2 separate regions of the Mus musculus genome follow, and region 2 is linked to region 1. A link is a loop called in an ENCODE intact Hi-C map of the cell type or tissue named here. Cell type or tissue: heart. All regions are shown on one strand. Each heading gives the region's core, and the rest is flanking DNA. Links, peaks and the distances in the headings are about the cores only.

The links. Peaks named below come from ENCODE experiments on the same cell type or tissue, not always from the same donor. Only the 100,000 strongest peaks of a DNase experiment are listed, where the experiment ranks them.
Region 2: it touches region 1 in a loop (2.1-fold over the local background); 6 of 42 quality-filtered maps call a loop at or near these places.

What each region holds. Positions count from the first base shown.
Region 1 is chr1:23,492,110-23,500,484 of GRCm38, forward strand. No RefSeq gene overlaps it. Among named protein-coding and RNA genes, the nearest start is that of Gm28822, 78 kb to the right of the region's middle. In heart, for the core only: a CTCF peak has its summit at 3,498 (motif pointing left); no DNase peak of the experiment used is centred there.
Region 2 is chr1:23,375,681-23,384,055 of GRCm38, forward strand. Ogfrl1 (opioid growth factor receptor-like 1) reads right to left here and starts at 7,495. Exons shown (of 7, transcript NM_001081079.1): 1 at 7,135-7,495; 2 at 3,292-3,378; 3 at 3,046-3,124; 4 at 491-569; 5 at 308-374; 6 at 50-195. The coding sequence starts at 7,371. In heart, for the core only: no CTCF peak of the experiment used is centred there; DNase peaks (open chromatin) are centred at 4,641 and 7,731; H3K4me3 peaks cover 2,038 bases; H3K27ac peaks cover 1,923 bases.

The sequences.
Region 1 (8,375 bases), core at 112-8,111:
TAACATTTATATAGTGTCAACTATGGGGTCATACACTTTTCTAAGCACTTTGACAATATCTAATAGACGCTTTTAGTGTTGTGTATCCATGTCACTTTGGAGAAAACAAAGGCACAGAGAAGATAGGAGATGCTCTAGAGGTCACAAAACCAGTAGATAACTGACTGACACTTGAACTAGGGTTTCTCCTTCAAAGAACAAAAGAATGAATATTTTAGACTATCTCTCTTGAACATGCCAACACATTCTGTACTACCTATCTATAAATATCACTTTTATTTCCTCAGATGAAAGGATGAAATGACAGCCATTACCCAAGCTGTACAAATACATGGCTTGGACTGAGCCCAGAGCATTTCTTTCTCTGCTCTAACTACCCCAAGGCCTAGGTATGGACTATGTATAATACTATGTATAATCCAATCCTTCAGGCTGACTGTTTCAATCCAGCTTCTCTCAGTGTCTCCCTCAAATGCTCTACTTGGTCTCACACTAACTTTGGCAATTGGTTCTAATCTTGTGGCTGCCTCTCACTTTTCAGCTCACTCTGTGTTAACCTGTGTCTAGTTTGTTCTCTCTCCCTGATCACTTATGTCCTCTTTCTTTCCTGTGCTGATCTCTTGAGAGTTGGGTTTATCCTATCTCAGACTCATTCTGTCAAATCTTTCTCTGACTCGACACTTTGTCTGCCTCTCAATCAGACATCACATTTAAACATGGCTGGGTTTTTTTTTTCTTTCTGCAAACTAACCTTACCTTCATCATTAAGGATTAAAAGTGTATACTAAGGGCATGTCTGTATTCCAGCCAGATCATATAGATCTATATAATCTTTGGGCGTGATCCCTTGCCAGAGCAGCCATGTTGTTGCTTGATTAAAATTTCTCTAATTCTCCCAATACCTTTTTAGCATCTGATAAAATGGCAGTTGGTAGGATAAACACAAATTTGCTAGGCATTTATCATAGCATTGCCAGTAAAATTTTATCATTCCCCAGTGAAAGGAGAGTTTGAATAGATGTTTGTTTTCATGATTTGGGCATTTTTCCATTTTCCTAATTGGTTCTTCCTTGGTTTGAGCCCAAGAGAAAGCCCAGTGGACACTCAAAGGGATGCTCACAGTGCCTGCCTTTTACATAACCCAGCTGCAGGATGCTGGGAAGGAATGCTGAGGTCAGACTGAAAGCTGGCTGGTGTCCTAAGTCCCACAGCCAAAAGATTTACCCTTTAGAGTAGAGCTCTGAAGAGTATACCTGTGAAGAGTCCTATAGGAAGAAGCGAAGCATGCTGCCTGCTCCAGAAGTCGTGTCAATAAGGAGCTAAGATTTCACTTTACTCAGAGGAAGCACAAGGACAATTGCTAAGTGCTCAGTGAGTCTACAGAGGATGTAAGAGCAGCAGGAAAAGTTAGGCTGGGTATCAGAATGTCTGAATTAAACTTTCCAATTAGTAGAACTCTGGAATGCCAATTGGGCCCTTGGAAGAGCAGGCTGCACATTTGAGGGGGGTATGCTTGCCTACGGTAGAAGACTATGACTGTCTTGAATCAGATCCACACCCAACCCCTTCTGGAATACAGTAGACATTCACTAAACATCAAGTACGCAATGACTCTTTTTTTTTTTATATCAACTTCTTCCAGGGCTCCATGCCTTTATCTTGAAATTCCTCCCAGAAATCTTGACCCAGTTGTCATTTTTATCCACAGAAAAAATGAATCAAACCATCATCCTCTTCCTGATACCAGCTCTTTCTGCTGACATGCTCATCAGAACCCATGACTTAAACTATTGATCCCCCTGACAGGGTGAATTACCTTTTTACATTTCATGTCTTTGTATCAACCTTGTGTAGTCCTAAATCTTGTTCATTTCCTCTTAGTCTTTCTCGGATTTCTCTATCCTTGGGTCCCCTCTGGAATTATTCTTAATCCCTCTGACTGGCATGCCCCAAACCTCCTGGCTTTCCCTTTTATAAACAAGCCACATGTCTAAATTTTCTTGACTCTGATGCTCTCGGAACATATTTTAAAATAAATATGTCATCTTAGAGCTAAAAGTTAAAAATTCTGATAAATCATAATCTTCCTTTAAAACCTTAATTGTCTCACAATATTCATATAAGATCATAAAATATATTTATATAAATGTAATATCTACAAATATAAAATTATATATAGTATATATACAAATATAAGTATGTATGCTTATATATAAATATCAATTATTTGATATATGTAAATGTGTATTTAATACATAGATAGATAGATAGATAGATAGATAGATAGATAGATAGATAGATAGATATGGAGATGGGAGATGGACATGGAGATTCAAATGGACATAGAGATGGACATGGAGATGGACATAGAGAGAGAGAGATAGAGATTTTCCTCTGTAGACCCACGGACTGAGACAAAGTCAAGGGGTCAACAAAATGCAGACCAGTAATTTGAGCTTGTAGAATTCAATATAAAGAATTATTAGCTACGTAAAGGTCTATCTAGATAAGGACATAAGAGAGAGCTCTGGAGTTTGAGATAGTTTCATTGGGCAGCTGCTATCCCTGTATAGATGAAAGGGGCTCTGGAGGACTGAAGAAGACTCAAGGCTATCTCTAGAGGTCAGGACTGCATAAATCCACATCTGGTTCCTATGAAAATGAAAAATCCTTATGGGAAGCCCATTTTCGGGAACCACCACTACTCTGTGATGGTAAGCAGTGCAGGATTCACTAACACTCACACCAGGCATTTTCTGCTGCTCAAAACTAAAACCTACTGGATTTTAAAAGCAATACCACCCCACAGTCTCTCTCTACCAGCTTCTAGTGACATCGTATCATGGAACAGAGGAAAAAGAAGCACACAGAACAACTCAAGGCCATGAGAAAAGGTGAAGAAAAGCTAATATGACGGATAAACACTGAGACAGCACAGGCCTGCTGTGGGTTACTTACCTTATATGTAACATCAGAGTTCCCTGTAGTACTCCCTTCTTCTGAACTCATGTTTCACACTATGGAGATTGTTGTTGCTGTACTAACTTGGTGCAACTAGCTACCCTAAGTATCATTTTACCTTCTACTTCATGAGAGGCACCAGTCTATGTCAATGCTAGATGTTCAAGCTGGTTTCTAAGCTGATTTGTGTCTTTTATGCCTAATTCTTGCATAATGTCTACCCCTTAATTCCCAAGCTTCTGCAGCCTGATGCATATTTCCTTTCCTTCAGTCTCTTAGCCCATTTGGAAGCACTGGGTTGTGCTTCCTCGCTGCTGTGAGAACCTCTCCCCCCGCACGCCTTTGTTATCTCTCAGGATCCCACGCATTTCCTTTTATCCTGAAATATATTTGAATGTGATTTGAACGCCATGCTCTACTGTTGCTCTTTCTCTCCCTAAACATATAATTAGGTTTTCCGAACATTTGTAAAGAGGAGTAGGCTTAGAGTAGTTTTAATTACCATTTTTAAATTAATCACTGTCTCTGGACTGCCCTCTTCTGGTTGTTTTTTAAAAGTGTTAAGGAGCAGGAATGCTTACATTGCAGAATATGGGGTTCCCTCACTACTTCAAAGATCTTGCATTCATAAGACTACTATACCTGACAGTAAATTCCTATTACTTAGATCCCCTCACCCCCCACCCCACCCCCACACAATCGTCACTGTTTTTTCCTAGTCCACATTAGAGTCCTGGCTTTGTCCTGGGGGGGAACCTTCATTTGTCAGCTTTGAGGAGTGTCTACATCCTTCAGCATTATCTCAAACTGTGCCTCACACAGATACTTGAAACCATAACATTCTCTCCCTCCCACCTTCAATGTCTGCCCTCTGAGGACTAGTTAAGTTTTCTAGGTAGATGTTTGCTATTTTGTTATTGTTCTATTGTTGTTTGTTTTGTTGTTGTTTTGTTTTGTCATTGTTTCTTCTCTTCTCTCTTCTCTTCTCTTCTCTTCTCTTCTCTTCTCTTCTCTTCTCTTCTCTTCTCTTCTCTTCTCTTCTCTTCTCTTCTCTTCTTTCTTCTTTTCCCTTCCCTTCTTCTTTCCCTTTCTCTTTCCCTTCCTCCTTTCCCTTCTCTTTCCCTTCCCTTCCCTTCCCTTCCCTTCCCTTCCCTTCCCTTCCCTTCCCTTCCCTTCCTTTCCCTTCCCTTCCTTTCCCTTCTCTTTCCCTTCCCTTCTCTTTCCCTTCTCTTCCCTTCCCTTCCCTTCCCTTCCCTTCCCTTCCCTTCCCTTCCCTTCCCTTCCCTTCCCTTCCCTTCCCTTCTCTTCTTTTCTTTCCAGCTAGTACAGAGCCCAGAGACTCACCTCTGCTAAAAAGGGTGCTTCTGCCCCTGAGCTGGCCCAATGCTTGCTGTTTGAAAGTCAGATTGACCAGACAGCGCTATTGCTTGGCATCCTCTGAACATATGCTAACCTGCTGCTCTCTTGCTACTGGAGATTTGCCATCATGTTCTCCTAATTTGGGGTCTTTTGGGAAACTATCACTTGCTAGTCATTGGTTTCTCTGCCCTGGTTGTTCAGAATGTTTTATGGGGGAAATGTGGAGGAATATGGGGCCATCTTCCTCCAGTCTCATACCAGAACCCTTTATTTATCTGATCGGCATACTTTGCACATGGAAATGGTTTAATAGGTCATTTGATAAGCAAATTGCGCAGTTAGAGGTGTCATGTCCTCCATACACTCTGGACAAGGGGCAAGAAATGCAGGCATCAGAAAGGAGGTAACCGATTATGAGGCGCATCTGATGGCTGCCCCTACTTTGTCTTCTTCCCCTCTCCCATCGTCTTCCCCTCTGCCTCCCTCTTTATATGTTGCAGGATTCATACTAATATTTAAGAAGTCTTTTCTTCTAAATTCACGAGTAAGATGTTTCCCTTTCTCAAAGTTCTTGCTAGGCTTGTTAGCAAGACCCCTCTCGAATTTTGTAATGAGTTGTCAACTGGCTCCCCTTTTTCTCTAATCTGGAATAGTGTCTGATGGGAGCCACCCATCACATGATACCAGCTATATTAAATTGGAAAAGCAATTTGTGACAGCCACATTTTTTTAGTAGGAAGGTTTAAATTACTGAATTAATTTAATGGATATAAGAACAGTGATATTTATTAATAATTGTCTAGTCCCATTGTAAATGCCACTTTAAAATTTCTCATTTAGTTCTCTTATATCTTTCTCTCCTCTTCCTGATTCTCCTGCATCTCTTTCTATCCATAATATCTATGCTCCGTTTTCTTGCCTTAGATTTGCCAGTAGTTTATTAAATGAATTCCTTTTGAATAATTCACTCTGACTGGATATTCTGGAAACTTCTAATACATGTGGGCATTTCATCTTATTCAATCCACATTGGTTTATAATCATCTTTTTACTTTCACTTTATTAACATCATAATATAAACAATTGAATTCTCACACCCTAATTGTTAGGGCCAGTAGTTTTCCTTTAAGCACTAACTTAGTTGAATCCAACAAGTTTTAAGGGAAGACTTTTCATTTCATTTGATTCTAAATATTTCCTGACTTGTTGTAAGTCATTTAGAAATATGGCTTTTTGTTTGTTTGTTTGTATTTTTGGTTTTTCGAGACAGGGTTTCTCTGTGTAGCCCTGGTTATCCAGGAACTCAATTTGTAGACCAGGCTAGCCTCGAACTCAGAAATCCATCTGCCTCTGCCTCCTGAGTGCTGGGATTAAAGGCGTGTGCCACCTTTCTTCATTTTTTGAATACATAGTCTTTCCCTGGTTTTTATTGAATTCTAACTATTGCTAGAAAATAGAAATTATGATACCAATGTTTTCAGCTTTTGCATTTTGCTTCACAGTCAGTTTGTATCTGTGTAAATATTCTATGGGCCCTTTAAAGAAATAAATTGTATATTTTCTTGTTGATGGATATTGTATTCTTCTTAGGGCTATTGGCTCAAGCTTGTTCACTGTGGTGTTGAATTGTTTTATATACTCACTGAGCCTCTTATTTTCATTTTAAAAACTCTTAAGAAATTCACAGAAGGAACTGGGGAGATGGCTCAGCAATTACAAGCCTTGGGACCTGGATTTGATTCCCCCAGCACCCACAGAAGGACTCCTAACCATCTGTAACTCCAATACCAGGAAATCTGACTCCTTCTTCTGGCTTCTATGGGCACTGATTACAGATGATGCACAAACATACATGTAGACAAATAAATATTAAAATAAATAATATAATAAGAATAACAAAAAGATCCACAGGAGACCCACAACAATGATTGTTTTGAAGAAGAGACCCAGGTGACCATGGAAGAGTGCTGAGTTCTGTATTGTATATCTAGTGGTATTGCTTCCCCATGTCTGGACTCTGCCTCTTGGGAAATGACAAAGAACTCCCCACACTATGTCCCTTACCTCAGCTTTACTCTGGGACAGAGCCCACACCACAACTCTCCCATCTTATAGCCCTTTGTTAAAAAGACTAACTTTAGACTGAACCTGAAAGTGCATTTTCCCTCGTAGAGAATATAGAAGGACGCCAAATCCTTGGCCACATCTCTTTGTAGGGTCTTAGCTATCAAATTCATTGTAATATTTCAGTGTTTGAGTTAAAGTAACCCTTGCCCAATTTAGTAATGACTCTAAGGTAGCCTGGCAATGCTAGACATTTAGTATGACAAAGTAAGTTGTAAGGTGTTTCCCACTAGTGAGAAGGTGAACACTTTTCATGGAAGGGCAAAAAACATGTTTTCCAAATAGTTGTTCATTTACTTATTCCTTGAATTCTGTTATTTTGTGGAGTCCCAGGATTATGACTTTCTCCCTTGTATGTGTGTAAGATTTCTTTAAGTGTTTTCTCCAGTGCTATCTTGGTGGTCTGTGGGGCAAATAAAACCATGGCACCAGACAAAAACTGAGAAGGTTGAGCAGATTCAGAAACTCCAGTAATTCTCTTATCTGAGAACAGTGGGCATTTCACTTTTTCCCACCCTGGTTCCTGTCCTAGAGCATGTGATCATGACACCCCAAATGAGGATTGTAACAACTAGTCACTTAGCACAGGACACAGAGTTCTCCATGCTAATGAGGTGTCTAGATGGGCCCTGAAGATTTAGCCAATAAGTTTCCCTTCTTGGGCATTCCTTCCTGCAAAAGATCTTTAATCTCTGGTCCACGCTGAGTAAGTGGTATGCATTCATTTTTTTCACTATAAATAAACAGTTTGGACAAGCAAGGACTGTTTCTCTCATCAAGAACCATTGTGGGATGAAGCCTTCATCATACAGAGCTGTGCTGCCTAAGTCTCTAGAAGAAGGTCCTTCACCTTTGAGCTAAGCGGGATTCTCCCTCCCCTCCCCCCATCCCCCAGCCCCCTGGCTCTGTTCCTGACTCCTAGTGGATCCCAGCAGCATCTGTGTGTCCCGGAATTTGGAAAGCCCAGCTTTGGCCCCAGCCTGTGTCATTTCTCACCCGGGCTGGGGCCCCTATCTTAGGCTGTGTTCTGCCACACCTGAGCCGATATCTTCCATGAACCGGGCAACTCTGGCTGCAGAGATGGAATGTAGCCTAGCACCTCCAGCAATGAAGCAAAACAGGGATCCATGTTTCTCCATTAATCCAAAAGGATAATTTAATTAGATATATCAACTTTATTTGGCAGTTATTTACTTTAAAGACTTTCAACATAGTGTTACATGTTTTCCTGTCTTTTAAAGTTTCTGCTGAAAGGACTGATACAATGACAGTAAATTTGCCCTTGAAAATAGCTTGGTTCCTTCTTCTAACTTTTGATGTTTTATTTGTTTGTTTTATATTCTTGACATTTGAACATGTAAAAATTAGAAAAGAACCAAATATTATCAACATCATGAACATCAAAATCTCTAATATAAAGAAGAAAAAAAGGCCCAGGTGCCAGCTCCAGGGCACCTTGGTTGCAGACAGTCCCAAGGTCCCCAGAGGACTGACTCTCCACACTGCAAATGCCCTGGCATGCCCAGGATCTTGGGATCACTGGTGAGTAGAACACAACATCTGTTCCAAAAAAATCGTGGGGGGCCCGTGACAGCAGGAGCAAGGACACAGGAGCCCTGCATGACCAGCGGCTTCATTTCTGGTCGGTGCTGGTATACCTTGGTTTCAAACACACCAGACAGCCCCACGGACCCCAGAGGAGACACCACTTCTAGGCACTGTAACACGCCCAGGATCTTAGGATGCCAGGATACCAGGAGCTTGGTCACACCAGGATATCAGGGTCTCAGAGGAAGCTTGACTGCCAATACCTCTGACACACCCTGAATCTCAGGTTCACAGGATCCCGAATCACAGGATCACAGATAAAGCTAGACTCTGAAGAGTTCAGAATCAACCAGGATTACAGGAAGGACAGGCTCCAATCAGAT
Region 2 (8,375 bases), core at 335-8,334, 120 kb before region 1:
ATGGAGCTACAGGAAGAGGCCAATGGCTTACCACTCAGGCTTCACTTACTCATTAAGATGTTGAAATCTTTCTTGCCAGTTTCCGGCCCGAGCAACATTTCCAGTCTTATCAATCAGCTTTATTCCAAAAAACTCTAGCATCATTTTATAAGCCAAGAGGAATCTTCTGATTGCTTCCTTTGTTTTTTTGAATTCCTAATATAAAAGGGGGGCGAGAAGTCAATTGAAATGACTCGGTTGCTATCAGGACAATAAAATGATGATATTATTTGGCTGCCTTATGGAAAGTGAATTGAGATTGCATTACCTCGATTTCATATGTGGTTAATTCTTTAGCATAAAAGTTCAAGCCTTGTTCTCTCAGGGGGAAAAGCCTTGATTGTTAAAAAAAAAAAAAAAAAAAAAAAGAAATAACAATTTTCAGTTAACGTTGTCTTGAAAACCTAAGATTAAACAGGACAGGGCTCATGGCGGCGAGCGTGTTACTGACCATTGGATGTACGTGTGGTTGTGCTCCAGCTTCTCGTAGTCCCCTTTCCACTTATTTAGAACCTCTTCAATGTAAACACCTATGTGGCAAATATATTGAGAAAAATGGAACCATTCATTAAAAACATGGGGATGGCATTAAAACATGTGAGTTAACACGAGTCTTAAAAGTGTTCAGTTTAAAAGCAACACAAGAATGATCCTAAAAGTGGACTATCCTATGCCATACACCCAGTAATGTTAAAAGCCCAATTAAAATAAAGACAGCAGCACCACAGGTTACAGAAGTGCATACTGGGTGATGCACAGAGGGTGGCAAAGGATGGCCTAACGAGCGTTTTGTAAATAACACAAGACAACGTTTTGTGAGAATATACACAAGCACACATTTTTATACTGCTCACACCTGCAGGCTTGAGTGCTTCAATGGACTATTTTCCAAAGCCTAACATATTTGCTGTCTGCCTCTGTGCAGGGAAACTACTTCAAACAACATTACCATCTCCACATGACTAACAGGAAAACACTGCTCTTACATGGAATATTTGTGCAGAGTCTCACATTAGTAAATTAATAACAACGACAATTTGTTCAGTGTCACACACTAGTTACAAAGTCGTGTGGGAGTGGAACACAAGTCTTCGAAGTCTTCGTGCCTGCACAAAGCAGGCCCTTTGGCAATGGCTCACGCTCGCCAGTAAGAACGTAAGGAAATCCTCGTGACCCTCAAGTCTGCCACAGTCCTCATCTGGGGCCAGTTAGCTAATCTTACAGAAAGCAAACAAAATCATCAACAACAAAACAAAGAACAAAACCAAAAACACACCCACAACTCATCTCCTCCTTTCCTCAAAGACCAGCAGCCTGACCCCAAGGCCCCTCCCAGAAATCTGCAACACCATTTTTCCTTCAGTATTATTAACATGCTGGAGTCATTTTCCCGTGGTTATATCGTTTTTTTTTTTTGTTTTTTTTTTAATCAACGGTAAATACACTGTGCATTATACCCTCCAAACTTCTGAATACCAAAAAGTTCAAGTTACCTGCATTTGCCCATTTCAGCAACACTCCTCAGGACAAAATGTCAGGATTCCCCCCTTCTAAACACCACCTCCAAACTTTGAACTCTCTTCCAGCATTCCCACGACTCTCTCCTTCCCATGGTTGTGGCATTCTGAAACGTTTGTGTCTTAGGGGTTCCTACTGCTTTGACAGAGCCATGACCAAAAGCAACACTGGGAGGAAGGGACTTAATTCTCTCACATTTTCATATCACATTCCATCACTTAAAGGAAGGACGGCCAGAAACTCAGCGCAGGGAATGAAGCAAAGGCCATAGAGGAATACTGTTTACTAGCTTGCTCTGTCTACTATTTCATACCATCCAGGCCCACCAGCCCAGGGACAGCACTGCCCGTGGAGAGGTAACCCCCGAGCTCACGCGCGCGCGCACACACACACACACACACACACACACACACACACACACACACACACGTTAGTCATCACTCCAGAGAATGCCCCACAGGCCAATCTGGCAGGCATACTTTCTCAGCTCAGGCTCCCTCTTCCCGACCGACTCCAGCTTGTGTTGGTTGATATAAAGCTAGCCAGCACAGCTCACAATCTAGGACTTTCACCAGCTGACTCATGGCTCTGAATGTCACTCAACTTTCACTGAGAGCGAATGACAACAATCAGGACAATCGGGCCACCCCACACTGAACTCCTCAGGAGTGTATCTGGCTTCTGTTTGCCTACACACAGTTCAGATACCCACTGTGAGGCCCACCGGGCTGCCCCAGTGTTTGGCTTATCTGCCAGTTTGTAATCTGCGAGTTTTCACTATGGGCTTGGGAAGGCTCCTATTCTATGAGGGAGGTCGTACGATTGTGAACGAGGCACATTTATTTGGTCCGGTTTGAACTAGGATTGCTGTAGTTCCCCAACCCTTGATTTTGAAAAGTGACAGAAGAAATTCTAAAGACAAACACTGTATTTGCTCATCTTCTAAGTAATTATTTTTAGGTATGGCACAGCAAAAAGAACCGTGGACCCGAGAACAACTTAGGTCCACTCTAAAATTGATTCTGTGGCCCAGCAAGTCAGCCATTCAGGTTTCAAATCCCAGGAACCACATCTTCAAGATGAAAAAGCTGAATCTGACCCCCTCCAAGGTCTAACCAGTTAAAATTCAATAGCTCTACAAGACTTTCCTCCTTTCTGCTCATAAAAGTTAAAACTCCCTAAATGAAAGAAACTAAACTAAACCAGCAAACAGAAACCCTGCCCCTCCTAACTTGTCAATAACCACCAAGACACACAGATAGTGAGAAGATGCAACTAACCAATATCTATTTCTCCACAGCTCACTAAATGGATGGAAGCAGCCCTACCCGCCAGGGCTCCGGGGACACATCAGCCGGCACGGCAAGCCAAAACCAAGGTAACCATCCAGCAAATGCAGCAAGAAGGCGTGAAGCCCAGAAGAAGGAACGCACGCCCAGGTACATGTTATTGTTTAAAACCTGCATGTTAGCAAGGAGGCTTACTCACCATCCGGCTTAAATGGAATTTTGTTCTTATAAAAGCGAAGGTTGCTCAAGTCATTTTGATATCGGATATCTTTGAAGTTCTGCTAGAGGAAAAGATAAATTAATCTCTGGTGTATAGAAACACACACACACACACACACACACACACACACACACACACACACGGCACAAGGACCCTTCGGACATGTTTGTTTACCGGAAGAGTAAAATCAGAGAAACACATTGAAAAGGCACAGCAGTGTCTTACTGGGTACTGATGTCGGTACTTGTACAGATCCCTCGCGGCATAGAAGCTTCTCTTTGGTTTGGCATTTCCTTCCGTGGACTCGCCGCCCTAGGACACAAAGTGGAACTCCACTTACACAGAGAACCATACCGAGAAACTTCTGGAACAAACTTAAAATAGTCAACCTCCATAAAGATCCCTGAGCATTTCCAACCTGCCAAGATGAAGGAAATGATTCTGTCTCTTCCGTGATGCTTTCGAGCTGTGCTTGCTGGCATCAACCTGCCTTATTTGCACTAAAAACTTCTGTCCTAAGGTATATCACTAAATAAAAAGACTTTATCGTTCAGTGCCTGTGGAGGGCAAATGCTAAGCATCAGTAACGATGCAGAACAGTGCTCAGAACGAATTGAAAACATGTTCCACCAGCTGTTATACAATGGAGCCTGTGACAAAGCGTATTTCCTAGGGTGCCGTGAAAGGGTTAAGTTGGTAAATCAATTCTATGCAGAAGATTCTCATTAAATTTGCATCTCCTGGCTGCGCCTGAAAGTCAAGCAGTATTTATGAAAGAAAAGGAGGGCTTTAAACTAAATTAGCTTTCTAAACTATTTCAAAGCACCATAACAAACATACAAGGCATGAGTAATCATCTGCCCATTCAATGATCAGTGGGCTAGAAATCAGCAAACTTGACATAAGTACACAGAGCAAGACAGAGCTCTCGGGTGAAACAAACACTGAAGTACTTTCTATGTGATAGCTTGCTCATGCTGTTTACAAAGTGCCAGCAATGTGATGTCATTTTAAACGGAGAAGATGCAGGTCTAATAACCTCTAATTATCCAGACCATATGCTGTATGGCAAAATGCACTTGTCCAGTGACACACAGGACTGTACAACGGAACATGATAAAGAAGACCGCGGTGCTGAGATATGAATATTCAAGAAGTCTGCCCCCAACCCTTTGTCTCAACCCTTCCCACCCTGTCTGTGCTGACAGACTGGCATCATCTAAGCAGCTTTCACGCATTTCTGAAGTGGTGTGATTTCTCACTCTTACTACAAGTACAGAGATACTTTAACACCCAGCCCTCCGCTGTTTAACAGTCGTTACACTGTCATGTTACATAAGCAAGGAAAAGCTCCAATTCTGGTTCTTGCCACACTTTTCAAAATAGCTCTGCCTAGCAAGGTTCAGAATCTATTTAGCCTGAGCTACAACCACAAGCACTTGCAGAGAGCACGTTCCCATTTACCAAACACTTCCGTGCAACACGCCTGACTGACAGTTATTAGTGCCAGCATCTTGGGAACAAGGCTGCCGGAACTTAAGAGGAAGTGAACAAGGCTCAGAGCCCAGCAACAGTGTAAGAAGTCGCTGCTTCCCATGTCTGACTAATTGGGTCGGAACCAGTTTTGTCCCTGCTAGAAGTGATGGATATTTGAAAAATCCTGTCATGAAGATCAACGACCCAAGTCTCTGGATCCAGGAGAGTAGTGCGAGGCTTCGTTCTGCTCCTTAATATGTGTGAGGCCTTAAGCAAATCATTTAGCTGAATCTTAGTTTCATCATCTGTGAAACGAAGCTAATGACTCACGGCCTGCCTGTTCCCCAAGACTACCATGTAAATGACGGCATCCCTCAGCCCGCCAGAGTCTGCCCCATTCACTGCTGTACCCTGGCCGCTTTCACCTCCTCAGCAAGGAATCTGCTCCTTAATTCCCCTTCCCTGGATCATCAAAACTTGGCTCTTCCAAACCATTCCATGCAACCACCAAACACACTGTAGTCTCTCCAATCCTAAGCATAACGCCTCCCTTGACCCAGGTCTACCCTACTTGCAGGCTGTGTCTCTGCTTTCTTCTGAAGTGAATCTTCACCAAGGAACTGACACTCTGTCCAGGGCATTGCTTTAAAATGGGACTATTAGGAACTTTCCAAACCAATCCCCCATTTACTCAAATCATGTCTCAGCGGTCATCCCAGGGACTTCCCAGCAGCTGGGACCCTGTAAGGCCCTGAAGCAGTGTTAACACTTAGCTGTCAGAATACCACTCTCTCCTGACTTGCTTCCTGTACCATTGCTCCCCTTTTTCTCGTCTTAATCACAACCCGTATAGACAGCCTTATTCTCACCCCTCATGACTCTTTGATGACCTCTTATCTTGCATTGATTTTTTTTTTTTGAGTACAACTTATCCTAAATGCATGCCTATAGCTCCAGCTTAGACAGTATCTATGTATAGATACTAAATGCAAGCCTATAGCTCCAGCCTAGACGGAGCATCTATTTATAGAGACCATTAACTACTCGCCCATCCACTTGGGTGTCTAATAGGACGCAAAACTTAGCATAAGCCTTGACTTAACCTCTGAAACATCTTTCACCCCAGGTTTCCTCACCTCAGTTAGTGGTACCATCTTTTGTCTAACGTTTACAGAGATGGATGAGAGCAAAGACAGTGAGCGGGTGAAACCAGTCTGCAACCTCCTTTAAAGGGGGAACTGACCGGTCCGCATAGTGGGCAAATAGAGTAAGGAGTCAAAACAGCGTCACAACGATTATTTAAGAAGTCTGGTGGAACTTCCAGGAACAAAAATTAACAATTAAAGGATGCTCTATTCTTACTCAGGTTGCAGAGTATTTGTTGAAATGGTATGTTATTTTACAATTGACCTAGTTAATTGTATTAACAAGTTTTGTTTTTGTTTCTTTAATTCCAAACTTCTCAGTGGCTATTTGCTATTTACTTGGAAGACAAATGGGAGGATAAGACGCTGAAATGTGGCATGCGCTATTGTTTTGGGGTTGAGCACATAACACTAAGTGCAAAATACAAACGGGAACAGAAGACAAGGGCGGCCAAGATCTCATTAGCAGGGCCAAGGCCCTCACTTTGGCCACAGACATACTTTTCTCCTCGTATGCTTTGGGCAAGATTTCCTTTAAGGCTCACAGTTCTCCAAAATGGGGAATTAAAACGGACCGCACACCTGGAAATTGCATTCCATTCAATAACACGCTCAATTAACCTGGATGGGAAGGCTCGGACTTCCTGGAAAGGTGATGCTTCCCCTAAAGTCACATTGGATTTTGGGCTCCATTTTCCTTCAAGTTGTAAGAGGGAGGCCTAATACAGAACCACCAACCTTAAACGGTGCAGACTTCTTTAAAAATATACAGTTCCTCCTTTTAAAAGTTTCTGAAGCCACAAGAGGTTAAGGGACGCCATCTATCTCTCTTCTAACCTATCTACCTAATTGTATTGGTCAACTGACTTAAGCTTGGTTGGATCAACAAGTCTTCTGGGTGAACGTAAATGTTAAAGGAATACTCAAGTCGTTGAAAGGTTTCTCTTGGGGAAATGAACGGTGTTATTTTAAGTTTGCTCAGGAACCTTCTGTGATACTTTTAATGCCCGTTGGACCCTCGCTGGGAGGGGGAGGCTGCGGGCCGCTTCACAACTGCAGTTGTCTTGCTCTGAATAATATTTTAAATCTTTTTTTAAAAAATTAAAATTAAAAAAAAATCAATAACAGGCACTGGCCGGGTCCTCCTCACAATCTTCTATTTTTAGTTTAGTTCCTCCCACCCCACCTTCGCATCACCCAGCTGCGCTGCAGAGGCAAAGAGAACACCGAGTGGGGTCGGGGTCTGCCTTGGGGAGACTTCCCTGCGAGGTTCACAGCAAGGCCCCCTGGGCTAGCAGCTAGCCACCTGGGCACCGCAGGCTCCCTTAGGTCGGGTGCCCGGGCCAAGCACGCCGAGCATCCCGCCCTGCATCCCCGGGGGCAGTCCCCTCCCGGGCGCCGGGAGCACGACCTCGCCGGGCCCACCGTGGGTCCCGGGGCCGCGTACCTGCTCCGCGCCCGCCGCCTCGGCGTGGTCCTCGGGCACGGGGCTGGCGCGGGGCCGCCCTCCGGCTCTCTCGGGAGGTTGCTTGGGCTGCTCCGGCTCGTCGTGCTGCTGGCCCTCGCCACCGCCTGCCGGCCCCGGCTGCTCGGGCTCGGGCTCCGAATCGGTCTGCCAGGTGGAGTCGCAGTCCTCCACGGTGGTGGGCTCGCGGAAGCTGACCCCGCCGAGCAGGTTGCCCATTGAAGAGGCGGCGGCGGGCGCGGGCTGCGGTAGCGCGCTAGGGCCCGGGCATGGCCGCGCTCCGCTCGCTCGGGGCGCAGGCGGCTGCTCGCCCGGCCCGCGCCGCACAGCTCAGCGCGGCCGCCGGCGCTCCGGCGCACAGGCGGGGAGGAGCCGGGCCCCCCGGAGCCGCCGCCGCACGCGTCCCAGCCAGCCCATCCCGCCGCCGCCCCGCCCTGCCCCGCCCCGCCCCAGCGAAGCCAACCCACTCCCGAGCGCGCGGCACCAGCTCCACCGGGACGCGCCCCCCTCCACGGTCCCCGGGAGTGGCCAGGGGTCAGCTGCCCCGCCCCCTGTGGACCGGGATCCGCCCCCTTGGGGCTCCTCCCAGCCAAGCGAGAAGCCTGATCCCGCCCAGGTCAGAGAGTGGAAGGAGGTGTCTCCATCAGCAGACCGGTCCTGCCCACACCCCCGCCCCCACTGGCTGCTCCAAGAGGAAGACAAATTAGCCACAGCAGAAGACAAAAGCTAATCTTGACAGTGCACCCTCTAAACAGGAAATCCAAGCTTCGGGAACAGTACTTAAGGCCACCTAGAATCCCTGCGGTCTATAAAATAAAAGTCAGAGCTCTCTGTCCCCTCATCTTAAAAGCAAACTTCTCTCGAAACAAAGGAGCAAGAAGAATTAGGCCAGCACATTTATTTCATCAGTGAGTAGTCCACATTTGTGCTCTGGGCAGAAAAACGTCGGCATTTATACAATGAACAGGCTGGTTCTAAGTGGAGTGCTGAAGACTATGGTTCTAAGGACCAGAGGCAAACCTGCTGTAAGAATACTTCTAGGCAAAATAACAACCAAAGCATCTGAAAATGGCAGAGCGTGAAACCAACTCCAGGAGCTAGTGGCCCGATGCCTGCACCTGAGTCTTGATGGGATTTTTTCTGCCGTGGGACATTGCCTGGGATCATGGGTTAGTTTTATTAGATGCATCAATTGTACTCAGAACTAGTAATTAAATAGATTG